2 separate regions of the Mus musculus genome follow, and region 2 is linked to region 1. A link is a contact called in ENCODE Hi-C data. All regions are on one chromosome and are shown on one strand. Each heading gives the region's core, a stretch centred on a gene start or an enhancer-like site at or near the end of the contact. The rest is flanking DNA. Distances are from core to core; before and after follow the strand shown. Region 1 overlaps Dock4 (dedicator of cytokinesis 4). Region 2 overlaps Immp2l (IMP2 inner mitochondrial membrane peptidase-like (S. cerevisiae)).

Region 1 (7,218 bases), core at 2,626-5,125:
AGAAGGGTATGGCCCCAAACAGCTCCAATGGCCTTTTTTTCTTTCCTTTCCGTTCTTTTTCTGCTGATAAGGCTTCATGTAGTCAAAGCTAGACTTGAGCTCCATACACGGCTGTGGATGGCCATGAATTCCTTAGTCTCCTGACACCTCCTAAGTGCTTAGGTTATGTGTCTGTGCTGCCACGCTTGGCTCTCAAATCCTTTCTAAACCTCCAAGTCCAGATGCCTTTCATCACTCAACTGCTTGATCTCATAAAATGCTCCTGGGGGAAAGTGCTAGGAGTCGTTGGGAGACACCTTCTGTCTTTGGCCTGAACAGGGAAGACCAAGGCCCTGCAGGCAGCCTAGAGCAGGCCTATAGGGATGTTCAGTAACCCTTCCCTTTCACCTCACCTCCCAACATTCCCAGTGCAGACAGAAAGCTTGTCCACATCAGTACAAAGGGAGATAAGCTTCCCATTTCTTCTCTAATGCCTGTCCATAGGCCTTCCCTCAGTCCGCTGGGTGGGGAATTTGAGATATCACCATCATGGCAAGAGTGACTTCTGCTTCTCTGGGGTTTTCAGGTCTGATGCCAGGGACCCAGCATGTGTGGCATGTGCTCTTTTGTGTGCTTACAGATCACGTCTTGTTTCTAGACTGTAACTGCATAGCATAAAAACAGCTTGTGACCCAGTCGACGGGGCGAGGCCAAGCCGTCCTTCCCACTTCCACACAGAGTGATTTTGGCGAATGTGAGCTCTGTCCCTCTGTGATTTCCTGCCACTCTTCCAGCCATCACACTGAGGTCTAGAACTCATAAAAACCTACCGAAAGGCTGAAAGGAAGAAAGACAGACAGTTGCACAGCCCCACAACACTGACCACAGATGATGACATCAGGACAGACCATGAAAGCAATCAGTACAGAAGGGACAGCAGCCCTACCAATCTATGTGGGAGGAGAAGGGTTGCCCAGCTGTGCTGAGCCCTAAGAGACCACAGAGGGTGGTCCATTATCACACTGCGGGGTTGGGAGGTCTCATCTACACAAGCCAGCTCCTACTTCTGTTCCCACACGTTGTGAGTGCTGACTAGGAAGAAAACCACATATGTACAGAGAAATCGGCCACATCTGCCACTACTGTCACTGAGGTCAAGGCCTCCTGTGTACTTGACTTGGTCTTAGACATGGTGCAGGCCTGGCACCTAGTGCTCTTTCTCCGAGCTATTTTTCTGGAAATGTACTTTCTATAAGCCTAAAATAGACCCACCAGCTTCTTTTTGTCTCAGACGCCCAGCTAGCACTGATAATATTTATTCCTTTGTAAGAACTATCAATCTTATTTTCCCTTAAAAATACCTTTCAAGTTCCCATATTCACGGGCACAACCAAGCCTTTAAATAACGAGACTGTCTGAATGTACATGGATCAGCAAAGAAATACAAATGATTTGGCTGATGGGCCCTCATTTCTACAATCAGACCGATATACTAATACCGATCAAGAGGATTAAATTCATCCCTCATTCTGACCCTGCAGAAACTATTCAAAGGATGAGAAGCTACGATGTAGCAAGTGACACCGAGTGCTCAGACTAGGGCACTCTGCTGAGGAAATGGTACCACATTTTCTTTGGTTCTTAGGCCGGCTATACCTGGAAAGCTCCAGCGATGTAGGAAAGTGCTGACAAGATCTGGTTACTGGAAAAGGCAGTCAGTTCAAGCTTCTCTTAAAACTGCTCCGCATGCAAGTCACCAAGCAAGTGGTGTATGTTCAGAGGGAAAGTTGGCCTTTTCCCAACAGAAGCTCATGAAAGCCAGCTCTGCTTCTGTCTGTGATTCTCTGGGGACCCAGGGCCAGGCTGGAAGTTTCCCAACCATTTTCAGCACTCAGATGTTAGTGAGCAGAAGCAGCCCACAAATGGCCTGGTAAAATGCTGGCCCCAGCCTCATTTCAGGAACATAATCTACTGGCTCAGAAGACCTGAGGCTAGACGTACGTTAGGATGTGCTTCGTGAGCCACAGTTACAAGAGATGCAGGTCCACGCTTTAGCCCTTTGAGCAACACCACTGCCGGAAACAGAGCTCTGAGAGCAGCAGATAACTCAAGGTGTCAGAGGCTCCTCAAAGCCACTGAGGGTTGGCTCTCGAGTCAGCTGAAACATTGATGTCATCGGGGAAGATTATAGAAAGCGGCCGAGTTAGCAGAGATCAGTGCAAGCGAAGGGCAGAGGCCAGTGGCCCATCAAGCAACAAGGGTTGAACATGGAGCCAGGAAGAAGATGGCATGCTCAAATTCTTCCGAGGGGCTTATTAGAAGGGACTGTTGTCTGACTGTATGGCAGAAGAACAGGGAAAGGAGGAGCCAACTAGAGGCAAATGATGTTGCTAGCAAACTGAAATGCTCAATATACTTATTATATGAAAGTGATTATTCAAATGCTTCAAATACCCACCAGTCTGTGTGGGCCTTGGAGGGACAGGGGGAGAGATAAGTTTCCCACTGTCCGACATGTTCTTGGCTTCTTTCCCACTGTCCAGGCTCCAGCTGCTAGGGGTGGGATTCACAGCTGGAAGGGAATAACACAGCTAAACACACAAGAGCCAGCTTTGCCTTTCAAATGCTTGAGATCTTAGGAGTCTGGCAGAATTATCCAGAACGTAGTCAAAAAGACCACAAAACCTTAAGCAGTAACCAAGCAGGACACTTCCCCAATATTAAACCTCTCTCTAATTGGTTACCTAACAGAGCTGACATTTAATTGAGTAACAGCAGGTCTCTTTATTTCCCTCAAGCTGTCAAACAGAACTGCAAATCTCTATGCCAGGGAGTAGCAACCTGCTGAGAATTCCAAATGTGTTTAGATGCTGAGAAATAGATGGAAAATATAGTCATCAGCCTATTTGTAGAAATGTCTGAACAAATGGCCATCTAAAGGAGGTGATGAGGCAAAGGGCACTCTCTTATTTCAACTGTGTGGCAGAAGTACCAAGGACAGGGTTGAGGGTGCCACACTGACCAGTCCTGTCAGGAAAGGATGAGTTCCAAATGGACAGATTACACTAAGTAAGTCCTGAGAAAACCACTTGGACTGCTGATAACGTCATTGTTACTTTGCAATCCATCTGCTCCAGGCATCACGGTGTAGGAATATAGACAGCTCTGCTAGGAAGCAGGGCAGGACACACAAGGTTATGAAACACTCCACAATGAAGTTTCTAATAGTAAAACCAGCGTTCCCGCTTGCTTCCCGTGCAGATACTGCCATCTGACGGACGCAGTGAGAATTGCCACGTTTTATTCCTCCAAGTTACTGCTTTGATTTAATGGGGTGGAAATATTTTAAACATTATTTTTTTTTCTCTATTTCTTTTATATTTGCTGGGTAGTTTTCTTTAGTAAAGTTGGTAAAAATAACAGCACATCCCTAGTTTCTCCTGGTGAAGATCAATGCTTGACTTACAACATTAAAGCTAATTCCATGCTTTAAAATAATTTTGGCTAGGCCCTCACTAATTTTCATCTCCCTTTGGGAAGTTTTAATGTTAATCTATCAGTGTACCAAAATGGTAATACAGCCTAGTTCTTAATGGGGGCAATTAAAGTGCACTTTACTGGGACATTTCATTAGTGAGTCTTGATTCATTAGCCTGCGAGACTGCTATTTTTGAGGCCTGACCCTGAGAGGCAAACGGGTGACTTTGCAAGTCCCTGCACCCACAGTGGAGGAAGCGACATTTAATCTGCTCTTCCTGGTCTGTGTGTTGCTAATTGGCTTCTTAGCTCTATGCATGCATTTGGTGTGTGCATCTTATTTGTGTGTGCTTGACCTTGAGGCGGGCCCCACTCCATTATGCGTCTGATCGCAATGCTTGCATGGCATTTAATGGTACAAGAGCCTGTGTGAGTGACCACCAACAACAGTTGAGCTGGCTGAATATGAGCTTTGTGAAGGAGACAATGGATGGGGTCTGTGGAATCAATCTGAGGAGTAGCTACTTTCATTGTGTGAACTAGTGGCTTAATTGGCAACTTTGCTTCAGGGAGAGCAGGCTTGGCCTGGGCTCGCTGAACAACAGAAAGCCATTACACAAAGGAGCTTCTAATTTGCTCAGAGCTTAGGAGTTTATGGAGAATGGATCATGATAAACTGCCTTTCACTAATTGCCTAAAGATCACACTCACCCTGATCATTAACAGTCTAGAGCTCTACCTGCCACACGGCACACAGAAGACTGGGGGAAATGAGGACACAACAAACCCTGACACATTCTAGGACCTACAAGGGGTGGATGACTGGTACCCACCTTTCTCAGGTGCAGAAAGGTTGGGGTCACTTCGAGGCAAGGCCCCATCTCCAATATGATTAAACAGCATCCTCTGGAAAGGGAGAAGAGTCCATTTTTATGATATAATATGCTGAGGTAGGATGCCTTTTAGAAAATGAGATGGTTATCTCCTTATGAAACTCTTTGCTCAAAACATTTTCTATATGGTATAATGAGCCTAGGAACAAATAATTAAACTCTATTTAAGGAGAAAAGGGGAAACAGAGTCTTAGGTTTTCTGAAAGAAACATAATAAGAAATGGTGTTTTACATTAAATATAAATGGTAAATAATTACTCATAATAAACATAGGGAAAATTAATAGTAAGAATTCGCTAGGTATGATGTTCTTTACAAGTGTATACTGCTAGACTGGCAGTATGACATGAATAAGAATGAAAGGAGAAATATTAATTTAAAAACCTACTATATAGACAAACTTATAGTTCAAATACTATAATAGACAAAAATGAGCTAATGAATATTCTATAATTTTAACCTACAAAATTACCAATATTACATAGCTCTACCTAACTCATGAAAAGAAAAAGTGGAAACCTACAGCATTATACATTATTATAATTTTGGTAACATATATACTGATTCAAATTTTACCCAAGACAGATAACTCAGGACTAATCAAGGAAGCCTTTCAGAGTTTCCCATGCTGGCACATGATCTCTTAGAGCAGATGAAACAAACTGAAATCCCCTTGCAATGCCAGTGACAACGGGAAATAAAATTGGTTAGCTGGTTCAGGCAAACGCACTCAGAAATCATTTCTGCAAGACATCAGTGCTGCGCAGAGGAGGTATCCTGGGCCTTTCGGGAAGATCACACAATCAGCAAAGATAAACCAATCAAGCCAAATCCCACTCGCTCTCATCCAATTCCAGATGCAGCTACAGACTTCTGCCAGGATGGTGTAGAAAAACAGAGAAATTAGCTGGAGCAGAAACAAGGAGTTTTCTCTGCTCTTAAAATTAGTCCCAAATAAACTGTGAAAAAAACTCAGGGATACAACACGAATCTTCAACTTCGTACCCACCCTCCAATGCACATACGTTGCCCCTGGACTGGGCCTGTGGCCCATGCTCACTCAGGTTTTTGAAAGCGAGGTTTGAGTGACCGGCGGAACCACATTCCCTAGCTCGTATGACATCTCCAGGACACAGCCCCTTTCCTGGTAATCCATGGAAGATCAATGGCAAAGGCAAACAGATTGCACCTACATTCTTGGGGAAAGGAGTCAGCTGCAGCTCTTCCCAATAGCTATGGACAAACAGGAAGGTCTGGGCAGAAGCAGGAGTCTTCCCCTAAATTCAGTTGTTCTTCCCTCCCCAGACTTCTACTCATACACATGCAAACACACACACAGATGGTTTATTCACTGGCTTTTCCTTGGAATGTTGTTGTAGCAGCCATGAACCAGGTTGAGATCAAGGGCCAGGCAGTCCCTCTCAGTTTCACTGTCAGGGCTGTGACCCAGATATCCCTCTAGAACAGTGGTTCTTTAATCTATGGATCCTGGCCCTATTGTGGGTCACATCAGATATCCTACTCAACCTGTGGGTACCATCAGATATCATGCATATCAGATATTTACATTATGATTCATAAAATTTACAAAATGACAGTTATGAAGGATTTATAACAGTAGCAAAATTACAGTTAGGAAATAGCAACACAGTAATTTTATGGTCGGGGGTCACCACAGCATGAGGGACTATACTCAAGGGTCACAGGATTAAGAAGAACCACCGCTCTAGAAGGATGAGTCAGATGGTGCTCCAAACAATGGGCAGAGACCAGAGGTGGACTGACAAGAGTCTTCTTCCAACTGGCCTTGTCACTGGTTGCTTTTGGCAGGCACTGTATGAGTCCAAAGAGATTCACACACAATCCCACACTCTCCCATTCTCTAGCCTCTGATTCCCCCACAGGAGAGTACCTGAGAAGGCTCCACGGGTGTTGGGTAAATGGCACTGCACGGTCTATCTCTTGGGGACAGGCAAGAGTTTTCTCTGGAATGTTTGTGTTTGTCAGACAACAAAGGCGAAGCTGGGAAGAGAAACAGACATTATCAGTGAGCTAGCCTGTGGGGCCTTAGTGAAAGCCAGAGTGGTGTGGCAGCTGCCTACAATATGGGCCACTGAAGCCACAGTTCCCAGGGCCTGGAAACATCTCAGGGCGCCAGACAGGACATCCCCAACTCGGCACTAACCTCTGGCACTCGACGGAGCAGAACTGGTCACATTAGGTGAAGCAGAGTGAGTGGAACTCAGGCTTGAGGTAGACGGACTGGGCTGGAAACACAGGGCACTACTGTCATACATGGCTAGGAGCTTTCATTCACGACATTTGAAGCAAGACACCAACATTCATTTCGTTTTCAAATTAGCAAAAAGAAAAACGGAAACCCCAAAGGCCACTTAGAAACAGAGCAAAGTCTTAGGGATTCAGACCAACCATGAAGGTGGCCTGGCTTAATCAGGCCTGAGAGTTCCACTATTGCTGAAGGAAGGAACACACATGTAGTAGTTTCAGCTCTAGTCCCCAACCCCGTCAGTAGCCTTCCCTCCCTGTAGTATAAAGAGAAATACTTCTAGTCTTGGGGACATACATAGGGAAGTATTTCTAATTTTCATTTATTGATTGACGGGGAGCATATATGTGCCACAGCATGTGTGTGATTGCATGTGTGCATGGCATGCAAGGGGAGGTCAGAGGACAGACAGCCTGCAGAGAACTTGAGTTAGTTCTTTCCTTTTACTGTATATGCTTGGTGACAAGTGTTTTGCCCACTAAGCCATCTAGCTGGCCCAGGTGAGTGTTTCTAAAAGGCACACAATCTGCCTTCTCCTTGGCTTCAAAACTCTGTTCAAAGCATACACTGGGAGTCACATTG
Region 2 (7,035 bases), core at 2,827-5,326, 1.0 Mb before region 1:
TCTAGGCCAATGCAATGGACTCTCTTAAGCAATAGAGTGGCAGCCTTTGCTATGAGCAAGCAGAGTTCTCAGGGAATGGGACACTGAGCTGCTCAGTAAATAATAATCAATCAGTATTGACTTTCAGTCTTCCTACTATAAAACCTCCTAATATACTAAGACTAGTTAGGGTTTTCGAATTTCATCATGATCTTGGAGATCAATTATCCATTTTGTCACTGATTCTCCAGAACCCCTCAAAGCACCCAACCTCTTTTAAGACTTGGGTTTGTTTGTGATTATGAAATGGGCCATTTCCTGGTCATCACTGTGCCTGGAAAACAAGTGAGTGATCCAAATAAACTGTCCTGGGCACTGCATCTCCTTGATATGTACTGCTGCAGAACATCATAGAGGGGAAACATATGAAAAGGTCATGTACATCAAATGTCTACCTAGCATTGGACATGCAGAGACGAAGCCACATCCAACCTTGTAAACCCTCTGAGGAAAGATATCCAGGCACTATGCCTAAACATTCTGTGTAATTAAATTTCATTGCTGAGGAGACTTTCATATAAATAATATGTTTAGTGTCATAATTGCCATTGTTTCCATGAGAACTGTACTTGCAAAGGTTGACTGCATAGTTCTCATCCTTAGAGACATAGCTCAAATGTCACTGCCACTTGGATATATCACTGGGTTCCTCTGGGAATTCCCTCTCCTTGTTGATGCCTGAGCTAAAGCACCGAGCAGACTACCTTGTGATGATGTTTGCTTTTCTGCCTCCTGTGCAGATTGTGAGCGCCTTATCTATCCTCCTCGGTGACATGTACAGAGTAGATATGAGCTAAATGTTTGCCAAATTTAAATATAAATTCCCAAGTTGGGGCTTGTCAAATAGAATGGCATGATATACAGGAAAGGAGTGTGTTACTAGGTACTGAGACTATAAGTGTGTGTGAGGACAAAGCATGTGTTCCTTACACTTGGCATTTCTGACTACTTTATAATTTCAAGCACTGCTTGGGTCGATGAAATGACTTTTTTTTCATGCAGTTTTAAGATAAAACAGGATACAAAGCTGTCCTTGTACATACTACATTACACATAATTGGTGGCTTCCATATTTCCTTGTAAAGGAAACATGAAAGCACCCAAAAGCTCTGGCCCAATCCTCAGCTCTAGGAGAATCTTGACATCGATGAGATCACAGCTTTGAGGCTCTAATATAAGAATGGCTATAAGTGAGTTGAGCTTCTACTAAGTGGATTTTGGGGATTGTACTTCCTGGCAGAGGTGAGTTGTTTCTGACAATCAGATTCACTGGGCCTAGCCCTGCTATTCTTTTTCCCTGCTGTGAGGTCTGGTCTTTGAATTTTCTCTTAACCTTTTTAACAGACAGTCTTCTTCAGCATTTTCCAAGAGAAAAGAAAAAGTGCTTCCCTTTCTCTAGCAATGACAGTTAAACCTTCCATTTAATATGAAATCAAGTGGAGACATCTGTGCTTTGTCATAAAAAAGTAAACAGTTGGATTTTTCTAATTATTATCTCTGCGTCAGCTGTAGGTTGAGAACACGTTTGCCTTTGTGTCACCTTGAGAAATCTGTCTTAATTTCATATGAGCAGGCCCAAGAAAGAATCATTCTCCATTAGTTCATTTATTTATTTATTTATTTATTTATTTATTTTTATCTACATCTGCTCTGAGAAGTTGCTTACATCTAATGTTGGACCACCCTTCACACGTTAAATTGGAAGTTCCCCCACCACCACCACCACCAAATAATGATAATCTGGATTCCATGTATCTATTAGAAACCATAACAATTCAGCAATAAATGGAAATGTTTTGGACTGTGAGGGGTTTTGAGGGCTTTTCCCATTATCAGTTGCTCATGTAGGTTAAAAAAAAAAAAAGTGAACATTCACATAACGAATGCCATGCAAACAACAAGACCAAGAGAGTGTCTCATCTCCTTCTTACAGCTTTCTACATATCAAGGAAGAGTCCTGTTGTCCTGCTCCCTGGGAGAGCAGCTACTAAGGAGAAATGAAATATTGAGAAAGCACCAAGCCACAGTAAAAGCGAGAGAAGGAGTGTTTGTTTTCCTTTCTGCTTTGTCTGTCTTTATTTGTTCTGCAGTGAGCTTGAAAACTTCCTGTATGTCTTCAATACCTGGAACAGTTCAGAAGCTACTATTGTCCCAGCTGTGACTAATGCCCACTTCATGCAAGTGTAGAACAGCAGATATGCTAATCATAATAGGCCATCACCAGGACCATGCAGTCCTGCTAGGAACACAGGGCTCAACAAGCTATGAAGGCCACACTTAAAATTCAAACTGTATTGTAATATACATTAATATGGCCACTGGATGGGGAGGAACCAAACAAATACCACAGAAAGTTATTTGCAGGAAAACTGGCAAACTAAGACCATTTGTTGCCACATGCAGGGCAGGAGAGCCTGAGAGCTAGTATGGCCTGTGTCCAATCAAATTTTAAGTATTTGACATCTGCAACCATCTAACACTGTAAAAGTCTACATAGGAAAGTAAAGCAGCTTCTATGAGAGTTGAGGATGAGTGCTCTACCAGAGAAACAGTAAGCTGCATAATAGAAATGAGGACTCCTTGAGAAGATGGTTATAAAGAAAAGATTAAAAAAAAAAAAACCATCTCATATAAGCACCCAACAATCAGTAGACTGAAGCTTTTAGAGAACACTGGGGTACAATTAGGCACATTTCCACCAAGACTGACTATAACGAAACAAGAATGAAAACCTAAAAGCATTCTTAGTGATGTGCATTCCTTAATGTAGTCTACCAGAAGGGTCTATAAAGCCAAAGGACTAACTCAGATATGTATCAATTAAGTACCTCTGAGGAGATTATAAAATATTACAGCAGTCATCATACATATCAGGTGGTTATTAAAAGTTGGGAACTTACTGTGTACAAATGTCTAACCTAATTTACATATATTTTTTAATTTAATCCTTAGGGCTATCTGACGAGGTAAATATGATTATGGATCCAATTTCACAGATGAGAAACCTGAGGCATGAAGAGCTTAAACAAACACCCAGCTGTTAATTGGAATCCCAAATTCTTAACTGCTGGGCCATACCGAGAAAAGCCACAACTTCCTCATTTCTCTCCTTCCCACACCCTGTTGTTATGACAATTGTCAGGCATGTGCAACATATATCCATAGTTCGGTTAGAGCCAAAGCTAAGCATGGCCAACAGAACTGCCTGGGACCCTGCTGTCACCTAATGCCAGGTACCTTCTGTGTTCCTATCTGGGCATAGGTCCTACAAGCAGAGAAGGCTCTGAATTCTTGCCTAGTAGTTGTAGTTCTTTACCTCCCAAAAAGTGAGGGATCCCCATAAATCACTTAACAGCTTTTTAAGACATTTAAAATGTTTAATTGCTGCTCATTATATTTACCCCTTAATGTATCTCTAAATTCTATTACTCTTAAATGTTATTAAAAATAACTTTTTAGAGTTTTTATACATAGATTTTTTTTTTGGTAAACATGCTTTCCTAGATCATTAATGTACTTCAAAATGTTCGAAAATATGCAAAGTAGCTAAGATGTGGTTCAATTCAAAAATTGTTATTTTTCTAAAACCACACATCTTCAAAAACTCCACACCCTGGTCACTCACTCTAGGTAAGAAATCAAGAAGTTGGCCTTCAAAGCAGGCTCACCACTGGCTAAAGAGTAGCACATTTTGTGTGTGATGCAGGCCTTCATCAAAGAGTTTATTATGCTTCCTCAGCATCAGCTTCTTCTAGACCTGCCTTGACGCAAGAAGCCTATCTTCATTGCCAAAATCACTGGTACCTCAAAATTCTGTTTACTGTTCATTCTTTTTAAGTCTTTCTTGACCTCCCCATATGCACACACCAAATCTTATTAATTTTTCTTTAAGTAGCTTTGTCTGAGAGGACACACACAGGTCATATGCAGGCCATAGAAATGAACTAGGAAAGTCTTCCAAAAGTCCCTAAGGAAATCTTATCTGCTGAATTGAGTTAACGTCCACTTGTATTTTGGACATATGCCCAGTAGCTAGCAGACAACACAGTCTTTTATATTTGCTACAATTCCCTCCCCACAAACAGAAAACATAAAATAAAAGGAGCTCCTTGGAGAACAAGGGTAACCATAACAATACATTGCACTCAACCCCATGTTCGATTCTGAAAACATTTTTTTCTCATTTTCTATTATTAATCAAGGGTTTTTAAGTTTAATTTTAACCATCCTCCTTTCCTGTAACACTGTATGTAATAAAACCATCCTTTGAGCTGGGGAATAGCTCCATGGTAACAGATTCTCAAACATCAGCACAGGATGGAGCTTTCAGTGTGTGATCACAGCTCAAGGAAGGAGGAGGAGGAAAATGCTGAAACCCACGGAGGCTTTCTTTCCTTCCTTGGGACAACATCGTGAGAGAAAGAAATCAGCAACCTCATGAGAGCTTACTGCGAACAGGGAAGGAGAACTGAGTGGAGTGGAGTGACAGAGCAAGCCTAAGATGTTAATGGGATTGTTATGGAAGTTCAGGATAGAAAGCAAATCCTTCATTTTAGTTCCCTAAAGAGATAAAAAAGCCGGGTGTGGTGACGCACTCCTTTAATCCCAGCACTCAGGAGGCAGAGGCAGGCGGATTTCTGAGTTCGAGGCCAGCCTGGTCTACAGAGTGAGTTCCAGGACAGCCAGGGCTGCACAGAGAAACCCTGTCTCGAAAAAAAAAAAAAAAAAAAAAAAAGATAAAAAAGCAGTCCTCATTCCCTAGAGCTGAAAAGAGGTCTGTTTTCTGGTGTCATGCTTTCCAATTTATATGGAAATAGAGCCATGTATATGCTTATACGTAAACACAGTCCTGTGGTAGGTATGGTAGTAGAGTACATGTACACATGATTCAATGGGCTAAATTTTAGGGATAGTACATTATAGACAAAATGAAGTAAGTATTCCCATCTTTAATAACAGGCTGAAACAGATAGATGCTGGGCACCAAAGTTCCCTCTGAAGACCATGTGACATCGGTCCTCTTACTACTTTCCTGGCCATCATTGTTAATACAGACAAAATCTCCTAAAATTTCATATTTTTCTTGTCAAATTGCATGGATTAACTGGACAAAAAAACAAATTGAGAGTGAATTAGAGAAGTATACCATTTTAAACTTTTATCCTTTTTTTTTTTCTAGAAAAAGATCTTGCTGCAACAAAACTTTGAAAATATAGTGTCTTTCAAGTTTAGATAGCCTTTAGGTATATGGGTGCTTCTAAAGTGCTGAAGGAAGTTTAATGCCATTTGTTCTTCCAATCTTGTCTGCACTATTAATTTGGTTAATGGGTTAGGAATCCTTTCTTTATAGATAGCAGAAAAGTAAACTTCAGCCTAGCACTTTTCAAAGTTATTACATCTTCTGAAAAAGCGGGGTGCAGATTAATGAGGTTTTACTCAGGGCTTTGGAGTCACAGGAGCCTTGAATGAAGTAATGCAGCCATGTTTCCACTTAGGGAAAGTAACAATCATGAAATGTAAATTGGACTTTCAAGCAGGACAACCGAACTGCATCCATCCCTGGAAACACTGAAATCACTTTTCAAGCATATCTCTCTGCACATGAGAAGGCTGTGGTCCCACCCTAACCCACCTACAACATGAGCTGCAACCACTTATGGAAGATCAAGAGGTCATGTAATTTACACCCTCTTCTTCATGGGAACAAGTGTTACACTGTTACGTAAACACATATACCCTTACTTTACATTAACAGTTGATTAAAGATGGTTTCTCATTTTCAGATTTTTTTTCATTCATTATTGACAGTATAAGAACATTGGGAAGAGAGGCCCCTTGGTCTTGCAAACTTTATATGCCCCAGGACAGGGGAATGCCAGGGCCAAGAAGTGAGAGTGGGTGAATAGGGGAGCAGGGCGGGGGGACGGTACAGGGAACTTTCGGGATAGCATTTGAAATGTAAATAAAGAAAATATCTAAGGGGAAAAAAAGAATATAATATCCTTGTGGTGGTTTGAATGAGAATGGCCCCATAGACCCATATGTTTGAATACTTAGTCTCCAGTAGGTGGACAAGTTTGGGAGCAATTCGGAGGTTTAGCCTTGCAGGAGGAGGTATGGGTATGTCACTGCTGGTGAACTTTGAGATTTCTGAAACCCCTGGCCATCCCCTTTGTGCTTGCTTCCTTCTACTTGAAATTCTCAGCTATCCCTGCTGCCATGCCTTTGTTTTGCCACCATGGGACTCTAACTCTCTAAAACAAAAGCCCAAAATAAACTTTTTTCTAAGTTGCCTTGGTCATAGTGTCTTATTACACCAAAAGATACATGACTGTAATACAATTATAGTTGTAATAGTTAACTGATAAGTGAATTGCAATTGTAAATATAATATAATCCTTCTCCCAAATGTTATTACTATCTATTTGGGTTTGTTCATCAAAAAATACATAAATGAGGTATTATAATTATACAAAATATTTTACACATCAGGACATCATATTTGAGCATGTAAAATGGTAGTGGAATTTTTTGTATAAGGTACAATTAATTTCATCTCGACAAAATTTTCATTAAAATTTTTTCTGGAGACTTTCCAGATCAACAAACATATATTTTGGAATGACTACTAACAAAGCAGCTCATAGATACAATAATAGCAAAGGCAAGTGTAGAAGACAGGAATATATCAATGAAAGACACTTAGGACCTCAAAGAGAGGTTGGGGGCATCTGCTTCATCTTTGTTTCACTCACTCACTTAGGGAGAAAATTCTAGTACCTGAATGTACCATCATTACTCTTAAAGGCACGCCTCATGAATCAATCCATCAAGCTCAGAATAAACTCTACTTTTGCTTCTAAGCTCCTAGCCAACCAAGACATCACTAAAAATATTAACAAGTACTAAATGTCTTTGGGGTTTCTTGTATTATCCAAAATGACAAAAGAGTGAGCTACTGAAAACAGCACCGTTTGCAGCTTGAGCTCTAACACT

The links. Hi-C counts contacts between places; a loop is a spot of excess contacts on that map.
Region 2: a loop to region 1 is called in a map of T-helper 1 cell, with 3 times the contacts of the local background. The contact joins two enhancer-like sites. A Hi-C loop is called at or near these places in 5 of 37 maps with a recorded cell type or tissue (T-helper 1 cell, gastrocnemius, left cerebral cortex and 1 more).

Annotation. Positions count from the first base shown.
Region 1 is chr12:40,833,774-40,840,991 of GRCm38, reverse strand. Dock4 (dedicator of cytokinesis 4) reads right to left here. Exons shown (of 53, transcript NM_172803.2): 48 at 6,535-6,616; 49 at 6,262-6,371; 50 at 4,290-4,362; 51 at 2,438-2,551. Among named protein-coding and RNA genes, the nearest start is that of Immp2l, 190 kb to the left of the region's middle. Within about 2 kb of position 3,875, at least 1 of the 3 ENCODE cell types and tissues checked has a DNase peak (open chromatin) inside an H3K27ac peak, as active enhancers do; it is left cerebral cortex, where a contact is called at or near this core.
Region 2 is chr12:41,874,800-41,881,834 of GRCm38, reverse strand. All of the region lies in intron 6 of Immp2l (IMP2 inner mitochondrial membrane peptidase-like (S. cerevisiae)), which reads right to left. Among named protein-coding and RNA genes, the nearest start is that of Gm46348, 110 kb to the left of the region's middle. Within about 2 kb of position 4,076, at least 1 of the 3 ENCODE cell types and tissues checked has a DNase peak (open chromatin) inside an H3K27ac peak, as active enhancers do; it is left cerebral cortex, where a contact is called at or near this core.